3 separate regions of the Homo sapiens genome follow, and regions 1 and 3 are each linked to region 2. A link is a contact called in ENCODE Hi-C or POLR2A ChIA-PET data. All regions are on one chromosome and are shown on one strand. Each heading gives the region's core, a stretch centred on a gene start or an enhancer-like site at or near the end of the contact. The rest is flanking DNA. Distances are from core to core; before and after follow the strand shown.

The links. Hi-C counts contacts between places; a loop is a spot of excess contacts on that map. ChIA-PET counts read pairs that join two places held with the same protein, here RNA polymerase II (POLR2A). Pooled maps may share reads with other maps.
Region 1: a loop to region 2 is called in a map of B cell, with 16 times the contacts of the local background. The contact joins the promoter of KHDRBS1 here to the promoter of BSDC1 in region 2. A Hi-C loop is called at or near these places in 5 of 168 maps with a recorded cell type or tissue (B cell, CD4-positive, alpha-beta T cell, CD8-positive, alpha-beta T cell and 1 more), 2 of 37 single-sample maps with no recorded cell type and 12 of 50 pooled maps. POLR2A ChIA-PET finds 5 or more read pairs at or near these places in 7 of 52 experiments (CD4-positive, alpha-beta T cell, CD8-positive, alpha-beta memory T cell, H1 and 4 more).
Region 3: a loop to region 2 is called in a map of naive thymus-derived CD4-positive, alpha-beta T cell, with 6 times the contacts of the local background. The contact joins the promoter of PTP4A2 here to the promoter of BSDC1 in region 2. A Hi-C loop is called at or near these places in 1 of 168 maps with a recorded cell type or tissue (naive thymus-derived CD4-positive, alpha-beta T cell), 2 of 37 single-sample maps with no recorded cell type and 9 of 50 pooled maps. POLR2A ChIA-PET finds 5 or more read pairs at or near these places in 4 of 52 experiments (BJ, CD4-positive, alpha-beta T cell, CD4-positive, alpha-beta memory T cell and 1 more).

What each region holds. Positions count from the first base shown.
Region 1 is chr1:32,010,624-32,015,208 of GRCh38, forward strand. KHDRBS1 (KH RNA binding domain containing, signal transduction associated 1) reads left to right here and starts at 3,245. Exons shown (of 9, transcript NM_006559.3): 1 at 3,245-3,754. The coding sequence starts at 3,373. RefSeq lists silencers at 3,454-3,663, 4,144-4,253 and an enhancer at 3,480-4,050.
Region 2 is chr1:32,391,716-32,396,277 of GRCh38, forward strand. BSDC1 (BSD domain containing 1) reads right to left here and starts at 2,726. Exons shown (of 11, transcript NM_018045.8): 1 at 2,689-2,726; 2 at 2,365-2,425. The coding sequence starts at 2,699. RefSeq lists enhancers at 1,767-2,464, 2,452-2,741, 2,465-3,160, 3,032-3,111, 3,859-4,554.
Region 3 is chr1:31,936,080-31,940,285 of GRCh38, forward strand. PTP4A2 (protein tyrosine phosphatase 4A2) reads right to left here and starts at 2,289. Exons shown (of 6, transcript NM_080391.4): 1 at 1,908-2,289. RefSeq lists enhancers at 1,446-1,495, 2,606-2,875 and silencers at 1,676-2,015, 1,792-1,963, 2,166-2,545.

The sequences.
Region 1 (4,585 bases), core at 1,995-4,494, 380 kb before region 2:
GAAGAAGAGCACATCTCTCCCGCTCAGCCTACTCTCAGGGAAAGCAAGTAAAGATCTGGCAAGCACCCAGAAAGACTGAGGGTTATTTTTTGTTTTGTTTCCAGTGTTTTTAAAATTGTATATAGGTATGGCTACAACATGTTTTGATATACATATGCAGTAACTGTTGATTCTAGTCTAGAAAGGCCATAGATACCACTACCCAGCTCCTTCTCAGACAAACCTTTATCAAAGTTTTATTAGCCTCAGCTCAAGGGATCTCTATTTGGGCATCTCATTACAGGGCAAGGACGCTTCAGCCATTTGTAACACCACCACTCAAGAAGGATCTTCAAGGGTGGCAGTGGAAATGAGTTGCAAAGGAACTGTAAATTCTCCTTGCCCCTTCCCCCCTCTTCATGCAGTTGCTCTCTCAACCCACCTATTCCTTCAAGTCTGACACTGGATTACTCCCATTCCCTGAACACATTTCCCACGTTCTCATCTCTGCTCATTTATTCCACTTCCCTTTGCCTGGAACTTATTCTTCCTTGGCCAAAATCTATCTTCTGCATTGAACTCCAACAGCACTTAATTTTTTCGTTTCTTTTTTCTTTTTGACACGGAGTCTGACTCTGTTGCCCAGGCTGGAGTGCAGTGTGGCGCGATCTCGGCTCACTGTAACCTCCACCTCCCGGGTTCAAGCAATTCTTCTGCCTCAGCCTCCCAAGTAGCTGGGATTACAGGTGCATGCCACCACGTTCAGCTAACTTTTTTATGTTTTTAGTAGAGATGGGGTTTCACTGTATTAGCCAGGCTGGTCTTGAACTCCTGACCTCAGGTGATCTACCCACTTTGGCCTCCCAAAGTGCTGGGATTACAGGAGTGGGCCACCGCACTGGCCTTTTTTTTTTTTTTTTTTTTTTTTTTTTTTTTTTTTTTGAGACAAGGTCTCACTCTGTCGTCCAGGCTGAGTGCAGTGGGGCAGTCGTTGCTCACTGTAGTCTCAATTTCCCAGGCTCAAGCAGCAATCTTCCCACCTCAGTCTCTCAAGTAGCTGGGGACAACAGGTGCACGCCACCACACTCAGCTAATTTCTTTCTTTCTTTCTTTTTTTTCCCAAGACAGAGTCTCGCACTGTCCCCCAGGCTGGAGTGCAGTGCTGCAATCTCAGCTCACTGCAACCTCCGCCTCCTGGGTTCAAGCGATTCTTCTGCCTCAGCCTCCTGAGTAGCTGGGACTACAGGCACACCACCACACCCAGCTAATTTTTGTATTTTTAGTAGAGACGGGGTTTCACAATGTTGGCCAGGATGGTCTCGATCTCTTGACCTTGTGATCTGCCCGCCTCGGTTTCCCAAAGTGCTGGGATTACAAGCATGAGCCATCGCATCTGGCCTATATTTTATATTATATATATATAATTTATGTAGATACGTGTTTTGTTTTCATTTCTGTGGGTAATTTGGAAATCCTCTCCCTTAACCCCTTAAAGAAGGCCTTTAGGTTCTCTAGTTAAAGGGTTCTAAGCTTCACATCCAAAAATCAAGTTTCCAGGCACTCAGAAGACAATTTCCAAATAAACCTTTTTTTCCTTTTTTTTTTTTTTTGAGACGTAGTCTCGCTCTGTTGCCCAGGCTGGAGTGCAGTGGCGTGATCTCGGCTCACGGCAGCCTCCGCGTCCCTGGTTCAAGCAATTCTCCTGCCTCAGCCTCCCAAGTAGCTGGGATTACAGGTATGCACCACCACACCCGGCTAATTTTTATATTTTTAGTAAAGATGGGGTTTCATCATGTTGGCCAAGTTGGTCTCGAACTCCTGGCCTCAGGTGATTTGCCCACCTCGGCCTCCCAAAGTGTTGGGATCACAGGCATGAGCCACCAAGCCGGGCGGAAACTTTTTTTATTGTAGAGATGAGGTCTCATTATATTGTCCAGGCTGCTCTCGAACTCCTAGCCTCAAGTAATCCTCCCACCTAGGCCTCCCAAAGTGCTGGGATTACAGGCATAAGCCACCGCACCGGTCCCCAAAGACTTTTGAAAAGTGTGGGCTCATTAGGAGAACTAATCCAGAAGGAAAAGAGATGGGAGTGAGTGCTTTAAATGGAAGAAGAAAATAATCTGCGGAGGGAAGGGAAAGTTAGAGAGGGCACCAGGCTTTTGATGGCTTATGGGACAAGTAGGGACCTAAGGCTCCACTTGCATATAGCACACCAGGATGTGGAGAACGTCGTAGGCGACTGTCCACTATGTACCTTGCCTTTGAGAGTAGTGGCAAGGGTCTCTTTGAGCAAGTCTGGAGTGGTAGAAGAAGCCATCCTAATGATGCAACCAACGTGGATTAAGGATCTGGTCTCTACCTCACTTTTTGAAGGAAGAAACACTTAATTGGCAATAATGACGGCGAAACAAAACAAACACAATTCAGAAAAAGCAGTAAAATATGTAAAAAGAGCTAAAATGCTGCTTAAGATTTCCCGTACCAACAATGTCAACCGTTTTAGAACCGACTGGAATATATGTAATACTGGAAATATATATACTGGAAACAACTTCTTGTGTTCCCTGATGTCTGGGACCCTTTTCTTTGCTAGACTTCAGATCTCTGATCTGAACCATCCCTCTTAGTTCAAGTACTCCAATCGCCTTCAGTGTTTCCACCAAGCCGTCCTTCCTCAATTTCTCCCTCCAGGTTTCCCTTCCCCAACTTTCCCCCTGCATCAGACTCTCCCTCAGCCTTCCTTTCTCCCTGTGCAGTCTGTCTCACTCCTGTCTTCCTCCCCAGGCGGTCTCAATTCTCTCTCCCTCCCCTTTCCGTGACCCTCTCGGCAGTCTTTTACTTCCTTACTTCGGTGACCGCCCCCCACCCCACTCCCCACAGCCTCCCTCCACTGCTCAGCCGTTGGAGAGGGCGTGGCCCCGCGAGTAACAGGTCTCCCGCCCCACACTCCGCGGGCCCGCGCGCAGACAAAGACATTCCACAGCTCCCGCCCCCTCCACGCCAGAAAGGGGAGGAGACACGTGTTCCGCTAGCGCCGAGTCACGTGGAAAACGAAACGAACGGAGCCCACTGCCTCCCGCGCATGCGCATCAAGCTCTGGCCTGGCGGGAGCGGAGGGAAAGCCAGAGTCGGGAGGCGACTTCTCGGACGCCGCGGCGGTGCGCAGGCGCCGTGGCCGGACTGGGGACTTTGTTCTCCGCGGAGAAACCCAAGGGCGGTGCCGGTGGCTGGCTGCGCACGCGCGCCGCCTCATTTCCGGTGCTCTCTCTCGCTGGGTCGCTCGGGTCGGCTTCGGTCGCTACCGCTCCCGCTCTGCCACCCCCGCCAACCGCCGCTCGGGCCTCCGTCGCTGCCGCGTCGCTTTCTCGCTCCTTGGATCGCACATCCTCCCAGATGCAGCGCCGGGACGACCCCGCCGCGCGCATGAGCCGGTCTTCGGGCCGTAGCGGCTCCATGGACCCCTCCGGTGCCCACCCCTCGGTGCGTCAGACGCCGTCTCGGCAGCCGCCGCTGCCTCACCGGTCCCGGGGAGGCGGAGGGGGATCCCGCGGGGGCGCCCGGGCCTCGCCCGCCACGCAGCCGCCACCGCTGCTGCCGCCCTCGGCCACGGGTCCCGACGCGACAGTGGGCGGGCCAGCGCCGACCCCGCTGCTGCCCCCCTCGGCCACAGCCTCGGTCAAGATGGAGCCAGAGAACAAGTACCTGCCCGAACTCATGGCCGAGAAGGACTCGCTCGACCCGTCCTTCACTCACGCCATGCAGCTGCTGACGGCAGGTAAGGGGGCCTCCCGTGTCCCTCTGGGTCGCCCGGCCATCCCGGGCATGAGTGGCCCTGGCTTTGTTCCTCTCGCTTCCCGCCCCCTCGGGACCGAGGCAGTCGGGAGTTCCGGTCTCATCCTCATTTTTGGGAGCCTGGATTCCACATTCCCACCTCAGCCCGGAGTGCGTGGGAGAATTTCTAGGCTGCAGTGGAGGCCCGAAGGCGACTTTGCGATCCCCTAGCGCTAATGTCTTGATGGATAGTGCTGAGCTCCCCGCCCCTTTCCCGACTCTTCCCTCCTCCCTCCTCTTGCGGCTGCCGGGCGCGCAGATTCTTCCAGAAATGAACCTTCATTTCCCCCTTTCCCTGAAGGGAAACCCTTTTTGATCGCGGGTGGCGATGAGCGCCTCGACCGAGGTGTAGGAGGTGAAGACAGCCAGAGCGGGGAGGGACCGTGGGAGGAAGGGCCGAGGTGAGGTGGGGTGAGGCTGGAATGCCCTGTCCAGTGCCTTGCTGTCGCTGGGGCCGAGCCGGACTTAGCGGTAACCGCAGCTTAAGTTGCTGGGAGGAAGGAGCGATTTATGTGGATCGGAGCTTGAGGTTTCCGAATCAGATTTCCGACTAAGGCTGATAAAATAAGAATTGCTACTGAGCCATTTTACACCGTGTGTTCACTGTCGTTGAAGGAGTGAAGTAACCCTAGAGACAGTGAAATGGGACGATAGGGACTCCCGCGTAGTTCACATGACGTTTCCCAACGAGATGGACAGAAATTGAGAGAAGTTGCATGATGCTTGTACTGAAAGGCTTGGCCTTTTTGTTGCTGTTTTTTACATTTTTGATTCA
Region 2 (4,562 bases), core at 1,476-3,975:
TCTTCAGGGCAATGTGTTCTAAGGAGTGCTGAGAAGTGAGTGGTCCAGATGGAGCCAGAATGGGACATACAGATAGGAAAGCACCAAAAGACCAAGAAAAAAAATGGAAGGAAAAACGAACTGGGGGTGGTATCTAAGAGGTTTTCCCATCAGCCTCAGCACTTAATAACAGCTAATGCTTATATAGCACTTACTGTATGCTAGGTACTGTTCTTAGTGTTTTACATATATTAACATTTAACCATCACCACAATCTCATCAAGTAGGTATTGTTAGTATTCCCATTTTATAGATGAGGAACTGAGGCCTAGAGAGGTTAAAAACTTGCCCAAGAGGCCAGGCGTGGTGGCTCACACCTGTAATCCTAGCACTTTGGGAGGCCGAGGCAGGCGGATCACCTGAGGTCAGGAGTTTGAGACCAGCCTGGCCAACATGGTGAAACCCTGTCTCTATTGAAAATAGAAAAATTAGCTGGGCGTGGTGGCACATGCCTGTAATCCCAGCTACTCAGGAGGCCGAGGCAGGAGAATCACTTGAACTCAGGAGGCGGAAGTTGCAGAGCTGAGACTGAGCCACTGCACTCCAGCCTGGTAACAGAGCCAGACTTGGTCTCAAAAACAAACAAACAAAAAACAAAAAACACTTGCCCAAGTACATATAAGAGTAAGAAAGTAAAAAAAGGGAAATTACGTCTTTTCTTTCCAAAAAGGCATAAACAACTCCCACCTCCACCCCCACCCCAGCTTTTAACTGGGAATTCCAAGAATGAAGACGGAAGGTTGGCCAACTATCTATTTTTCATAAGTTATGATAAGACCAACCTTGAGACAAACACAGGAGGCCCTCATGCAACATCTGCTGAATGAATGTCAGACTTTCCTGCCAGGAAATTACCCAACAGGAAATATGCTACTATCGGGTCTCTTCTATCAAATGTTAGGGTGCAAGCCTCTCAGTCCTCATCAACAACATAAACAGCTCAGGGCATTCTCAGATTTGCTGGGCTATTGCTGAGAGGCTGTCCAGGAGTACCCAGGATAAGGGAGGAATAAAAACGCTCCCAGATGTCTGGGTGTGGTGGCTCACGCCTATAATCCCAGCACTTTGGGAAGCTGAGGCAGGTGGCTCACCTGAGGTGAGGAGTTCGAGACCAGTCTGGCCAACATGGTGAAACCCTGTCTCTACTAAAAATACAAAAATTAGCCAGGAGTAGTGGCACATGCCTGTAATCCCAGCTACTCGGGAGGCTGAGGCACAAGAATCACTTCAATCTGGGAGGCAGAGGTTGCAGCGAGCTGAGACCGCACCTGTGCACTCCAGCCTAGGTGACAGAGTGAGACTCTGTCTCAAAACAAAACAAAAATACTCCCAGAGTAGAGGACTTATTTAGGTGAGGTCAGAAGCTTCCTGGAGTTGGCCCTGAAGCAGGACTCATCCCAATTGCTTGAGGTAAATAGTAATCAACTTTTCCCACAATTCAGTTGGGCTGATTTTGACAAATAAGCATGAAATGAAACAGGAATACACATTGGCAAATTACCCACTGGCACAGCCAAATATCACTCATCCCACAGAGATTGTTCAGCAAGAAGGCCTTCCACTCTCTGGTGATTAATCTCTCTCTCTCTACTGCCCGTTGCATAGCCCCTACTTAGAACTCATCAGGCACCAGTGTGTATGGCTCATGCTCATCTCTGGCTTGGGTTCTTGCTTTTCATCCTGTCTAGGCAGGGTTGCCCTTGATGAGGTTCCTTCTCCACAGGGGCCTTCCCTGGTGAGTTACTGACTAACCAGAACAGACAAGGTGCCCCTGTACTTTCCTTTCACAGAACTTACCACAACGGTAACTAAACAACTATTTGTTTGGCTACTCGGTTAATGGCTGTCTCTCCACTAGACTGTGAGCTTTGTAAGGCCCAGGATTACATCTGTTTGGCTGAAGTCTGTATCCTCAAGACCTATCAGAGTGCTGGTTGTCGCATATACTCTAATATTTGAATGACTATACGAGTAAGTTTTTTTACTGCTAGAATCTTTTCCTTCAAGACCTGTATCAAATGCTCTCTCTTTCACGAAGAAACTGAATTTCCTGAGCTGGAATAAATTGCTCCTTCCTATGGATTCCTACAAAACGTTCGTTAACTCCAGCCTTTAAAACCATCTTTATTTCACTGTGGCTAGTATCACACTGGTTTGCGTCGAGGTCTGTCTTCCCGTGGACCGGTAGAGGCTAAAAGAAAGGCCCAGGTCAGCCTCATCCTTGAGACTTAGCGCCCGCAAAAGTTGGGCGGGGCTGGTTGGACCAGGTTGCATTGAGGCGGCGCAGGGCCCTGCTGAGGGAAGAAGGGCACGGGCCCGGCTTACCTTCTCTTTGACTGCTTGGTAGCTCTGCTGCAGCCAGCTCCGCCACCATCCCACGTCCTCCCTGTGGAAGACAGACACATCTGGCAGCACCGCGGTGCGATTCCTGCCCGCCCAAGGATCCGGTTTGTTCCCCGCTCAGATGTACCCTGCGGGCCGAGGCTTCGCAGACCGCTTGCCCACCCCCTCACAATGCGACTCCACTCTGCCCTTTCAGATCAGTCCACGCCCCCGCTGATCTCACGTTCCCCACCGGGACTCTCGCCCAGCACCCCAACCCTGGGAGAATTCAGGCCCCAACGCCTAGGAGCAAAACGACAAGCTCACCCTTCCGCCATCTTGCCTGCATGACATCACCACTATTTACTGACCTTTGACTTCCGACACGGCACCGCCCCCTCAAGGACCGCCCCCGAGGCGCTCGGCCCAATCCTCGCGCCGGCACCGCCCTCAGCCCAATCCCCTCCCTGCGCCATCATTAGGTCCCGCCTCCCTGAACTCTATCCAGTCTCTGTCCCGAGTTCGCCCTCAAACTCCGCCCCTGAACTCTCAGTTCAATCGTCATTCAGTCCTGTCCTCAGGCTCCACCAAGCTTGACTCTTTGTCACTGTCCGCAAACGTCGGGTACGGTGGCCTCTATGGACGATGATCAGCCGACAAGCTGGACTGCGGAGAGCTGGGAGCAGAGGGGAGGAGGAGAGATAGCTCGAACGTCAGGATCCCAGAGCGCAGGGTTAGGACCGCCCCCCTTTGTGAAACCAGCTGCGTAGAGGCTGCTTTGTGTCTCTTTGGGCTAATTCAATAAGCCCATATTGCGGGGCTGTGGCCCAGAGTTTGGAGGAATGTGAATAATTCAGAGGCGACTTAGATGCAGCCTTTGGAGGGCTTACGGGTTAATGGGAGACACACACATTCAGTAATCTCAACTTTCGGTGGCCCAGCTCAGAACAACGCCAGGTGGAGGTGGTCTGGAGAAATCCGGAGACCGCCTGGATTGAGTTCTACTGCGATTGGAAGGGAGATTCCACAGCCCACATACTTTGGACTTTAATTAAGGTCAGCCCCTCCACGTGTGCGGTAGATCCCATCGCCTCTTGTTTGCTTAAGGACATAGATCTAGTAATCCCCCCTTCATCTCTTTTCCCTCTGATGACTGCATTTATCCTTGTCATCATCCGTACTGCTGTTTCTCCCATCTCAAAGGCAAACAAAAACCAGCCCTCTCTATATCCCTCACCGTTTCCCTACTCCCCTTTACAGCAAAAGCGTTGCCTACTCACAGTCTGCAACTCCCCTCTCCTCCCATTCTCTCTTGAACTCACTGCAGTTAGGTTTTTGCCTCTCAGACAATCCTTTGAAATAACTTTCTTTTATTTATTTAATTTTATTTAATTTTATTTATTTTATATTTATTTGTAGCTCTGCTGCAGCCAGCTCCGCCACCATCCCACGTCCTCCCTGTGGAAGACGGACACATCTATTTTATTTATTTATTTATTTTTGGTCCTCCCTGTGGAAGACGGAAACATCTATTTTATTTATTTATTTATTTTGAGTCAGAGTCTTGCTCTGTTGCCCGGGCTGGAGTGTAGTGGTGCAATCTCAGCTCGCTGCAACCTCTGCCTCCCGGGTTCAAGCGATTCTCCTGCCTCAGCCTCCCGAGTATCTGGGATTACAGTTGTGCACCACCATGCCCGACTAATTTTTGTATGTTTAGTAGAGATGGGGTTTCACTATGTTGGCCAGGCTTGTCTCGAACTCCTGACTTCAGGTGATCTGCCCTCCTCAGCCTCCCAAAGTGCTGGGATTACAGGCATGAACCACTGCACCCAGCCTGACATAACTTTCTTAAGGTCGCCAAGAGGAATGGCCACTTTTCAGTTCTTGTTTTACATCCGCATCTTATTTGACACAGTTGACCACTTTCTTCATTTGGCTTCCAGGACATCATGCCCTCTTGACTTTCTTCCCCGTTCATTGGCATCTCAGTATTCTTTGCTGTTTTCTCACCGCCTTCTTGTTGCTGGAATGGGATATTCCCTGGGAGAAGGCTCAGCCCTTGGTGTCCTCCTCCTTTTTGATGTTTATAGTCATTCCCCAGATATTCTCATAAAGTCTCATGATTTTATTTATTATTATTTTTTAAGATGGAGTCTCACTCTATTGCCCAGGCTGGAGTGCAGTGGCATGATCTTGGCTCA
Region 3 (4,206 bases), core at 1,039-3,538, 460 kb before region 2:
TGCCCAGCCGAAAAATATAATTTCTAACTTTTAATTACACATCAGTGATTTTGCCTGTAATTCTATTATGTTCACTATCAAAAGGACCACCCTCACGCCTGTTAATCCCAGCACTTTGGGAGGCCAAGGCAGGTGGATCACTGGAGGTCAGGAGTTCGAGACCAGCCTGGCCAACAAGGTGAAACCCCATCTCTACTAAAAATATGAAAATTAGCCGGGTGTGGTGGCACACACTTGTATTCTCAGCTACTTGGGAGGCTGAGGCGGGAAGATCATTTGAACCCGGGAAGCCTGGGCAACAAACAGAGCGAGACTCCATCTCAAAAACAAACAAAAAAAAAACAAAAGGACCATACTACTCTTTGCTTATACTGAAAGACTACCAACTTCTATCGCTTCTCGGCCTTTTGGCTAAGATCAAGTGAAAGACTACCAACTTCTAGGAGACATTATTTTTAAGATAACATCATTTTTAAGATTATATCAATGTGTAAAATCCCTATCAAGGTACTACTCTTCAAGAATCCCTACTTTTACAACACAAGAATGGGAAAAGTCCATGATAATAATTAGTCCATTCATTATGAAACTTAAAAATGCCAAGATCAGAATACCAGCAAACAACTTCTCACCATCTTCACCAATACAATGGTGTGCTGGCAAGTGATTCTGAAGCCCTGATAATGTGTCATTCTGTATCCTTAATCTCCTTTTGCACACTCAGCAAGGCATAACTTCACTCACTTCCCTCTGAAACTACTCTCTCTTACAGAGCATGACAGCAAGTACCATATTCCAACTCAGCAGTGTAATGTAGTTTGGCGACTCCGGACAGACAAACATTTGCTGAATGCCTACAGTGACACTAGAATTGCTAGTCACTGCTAATTTCTTGACAAATTCCAGGAAATAATAAACCAGACTACAGTTCAATTTACCTAACAATAAAATACTCTTCACCTGAAAAACTAGCAGTACTTTACAAAAGTTTATGCTCCTGAACACTCTACAGGCCAGAGTGTAGGATTTTGGGCAACAGACAAACTTCTTTTCGTTAGCTCTCAGGGGCCCCAGACTAGGATAGGATGGCATCATTGACAAATTTGAAAATTTACTTTGAAGTCATGAAACGTGGGAGAAAAAAATGTATAGAACAACAACAAAAAAACACATCACATCCTTTCTGGGGGAAAAAAATTAAAATCCCAGAGCCAGAAGATCATAGTGCCGCTGGAGGAGACTTATACCCCCTTTCCTCATACTTGAACCTGAAGACCCACGGACAAGATGCTCCCGGAAAGAACTCCCCAACCCAACACACCAGGGTTCACTATCGCCACACACAAAGACCAAGGGGAAGGGCCTCTAGGATGCCTGCTCACACACTGGACACACGCCGGCACACCCTACCACACTCCTGCCTCTGCCACGCACCTTCTCACCGACACACACCATGTTCTCCCCCCACACTCACCCGCTCTTTACCACACTCTCAACTCTCTCCTCCCCCATTTACTCACTCATTCTACCACCACCCCTCATGCCCACACGCTCCCCACACACCCATACCCTCCCCTGCCCTCACCCACATTCCCCCAACATCGACACTGCCTCCCGACGCGCTCCCACTCCCCCCACCTCCTCGCACGGACACTCAGCCCTGTCCCCCACTCACACGCCCTCCCTTCACCAACTCACTCTCCCCCACGCTCGCACAGCTCTCTCCCTTCCACACACACGAGCCCGCCCCTCGCTCACCCACCCTCGCTCCCCCGCCCCGGCCCGGCCCGGCCCTCCTTCCGGGGACGTGTCTCCGGCCTGCACTAATGGCTGCGGCGCCTCCCGCCCTCCCCTTCCCCGAGGCCCCCGGCGCCGGCGCGGGGGCCGCCCGGGAGGGGCGCACTCACGCTGGCGAGCTGGGGACTGGGCATTGAAGTCCGGCGGTGGCGGGAGCGAGGAGGCGCCTCTCTCCTCAGTCACCTCGGCGGCGGCGGCGGCGGCGGTAGCGGTGGCGGCGGCGGCGACGACTCCCCCCCAGCCTCGGCGCGCGACACCCGGCCCGGCCCGGCGGCGGCGGCGGCGGCGCGTCTCCACGAGTCCGTCTTGCTGCTGCTGCTGCGGCCGCCGCTGCGTCTCCTGCTGCCGCCGCTGCCTCCGCTGCCGCCGCTGCCCTGTGGCGTCACCTCGCGCCGTGCCCGGCCGCCGCTGCCGCTCCAGCCGCTCCCGGACAGACGACGGTTACAGCCCGGCCGATCGCGCCGCCACCACCACCGCTGCGCGCGCAGCCGGAACCAGCTCCCGCCGCCGCCCCTCAGGGGGCGCTGCGGGGCGCGGCGCGCAGGGCCACCGGCCCGCCCTCCGCGTTCGCTGACTGGCTGGCTGGCCGGCTCGCGGGCAGTTGGGCCCGCCCACCTGCCCCGCGGGGCGCTGACCCACTGCCCTGGGCGCCTCCCCCGCTCCTCCTCCTCGTGGTTCGTTCCGCTCCGCACTCCCGGCTACGGAAGGCGAGTCCATGTGATCGGGGAGGGAAGGCAGAACGTGGCCTGGGGAGTCGCTCGCCCACGCTGCGCCCCGCCCATCCGCACCTGGGCTGGGTCGAGGGCCTGCAGCCGAGGTGTGACCTGCAAGGTCGAAGGGTTCTTTCTCGCTACTTGGCCCTAAGGCCTCGGGTCAGATCCTGATGGGACGGGGTGGCCGCCACGTCCTGGGCTTGGGGATTTCCAACTCAGAAGTGGGAACCTGGCCAGCTCAGTTCTCGGCTGCCCTTCCTGAGGCCCCAAATGAATGGCGTGTGCATCTTCGTCGAAGATATTAATACGCCACCCCCAGCTCTGCCCACAAGACACACACCCACCCTAAGAACTGTCCCTGACAAGCCAAAATTCAGACTTTCAGGATGTAGGATCTTGGGCAAGTGATTCCAAGTATTATCAACTATTAAATGGAAATAATAATCAGCTACCTCATGGGCTCTTTCACGTATCGATAACAACGTATGAAAACGCTTGAGAAGGGCCAGGCGCGGTGGCTCATACCTGTAATCCCAGTACTTTGGGAGGCCGAGGAGGGCAGATCACAAGGTCAGGAGTTCGAGACCAGCCTGGCCAACATAGTGAAACCCTGTGTCTGCTAAAAATACAAAAATTAGCTGGGCATGGTGGCGCCCGCCCGGAAGGAGGGCCGTAATCCCAGCTACTCGGGAGGTTGAGGCAGGAGACTCACTTGAACCCGGGAGGCGGAGTTTGCAGTGAGCCGAGATCGTGCCACTGCACTCCAACCTGGGCGACAGAGTGAGACTCCGTCTCAAAAAAAAAAAAGAAAGAAAAAGAAAACGCTTGAGTTGAGAAAGTGAGAAAGAAGAGACCCTGAATTTCAAGCTTTCCGACTTAATGTCACCTTTAACGACGCAGATTATCGTAGAGATTCTCAGGTGGAAAGGTTTTTGCCTCTTGCATTTGGAAGCTAGCCAGAAATTCTTTGCCAGATCATGCGTCCTGAGTTTTGGTTTGGAAAATGTGGTCACTAGCGAGCTAGGAGGCTGGTTTGGGCCACGACCAGATGGCAAAGTGCGGCATTGGAGGCTGGCTTGGGAGGGAGATGTCTCCCCCTGGGAATTGCGGGTTGGGGAGGGTCTGTTCTTTCTGTCCACCCCTGGGAAGTCTTGCCTGCCCAGAACTGGCGCCTATATAGGAAGAAATGAAGATGCTCCCGTGGGTGCTTCTCCCCCACCTCGCCACCACATCCATGCTCATCCAGCCCTGCGGGGAGAAGCAGTGATCTGTCGTCATTAGACCTTCCCCACAAGGTAGACTTGGGGCATTGCTTCTGACCAGAAGGCTTCCATTAGCGCTTAGCAGTAAAAAGAAAGGTCTTATGACTCAGCCGCATCAAGCCACAGCACAGAGTCCAGGATGTTCACCACCAGGTGGCCCAGGAGGGGGTATTCTAGGGCAAGGCTGGCTAGCAGGGCTGTGTGGGAGTTGAGAGAGGCCTTGAGGAGCAGGAGGGGCTGCAGATCAGTAGCAAGGCCCTTAGGTGAGGAGCACAGACTGGGCTCACTTGCATTCTGTCTGCCTCCAGCAAGCAGTATTTTCTACTTCCTGGAAACATAGACTGATTTGAAAGAAAGAGCTACCACCTCTGCAAAACTTTTGCTGCGTCTGTGAGTTATTGATTCTTCCGATAAAGTTGCAAAACACCTTGTGC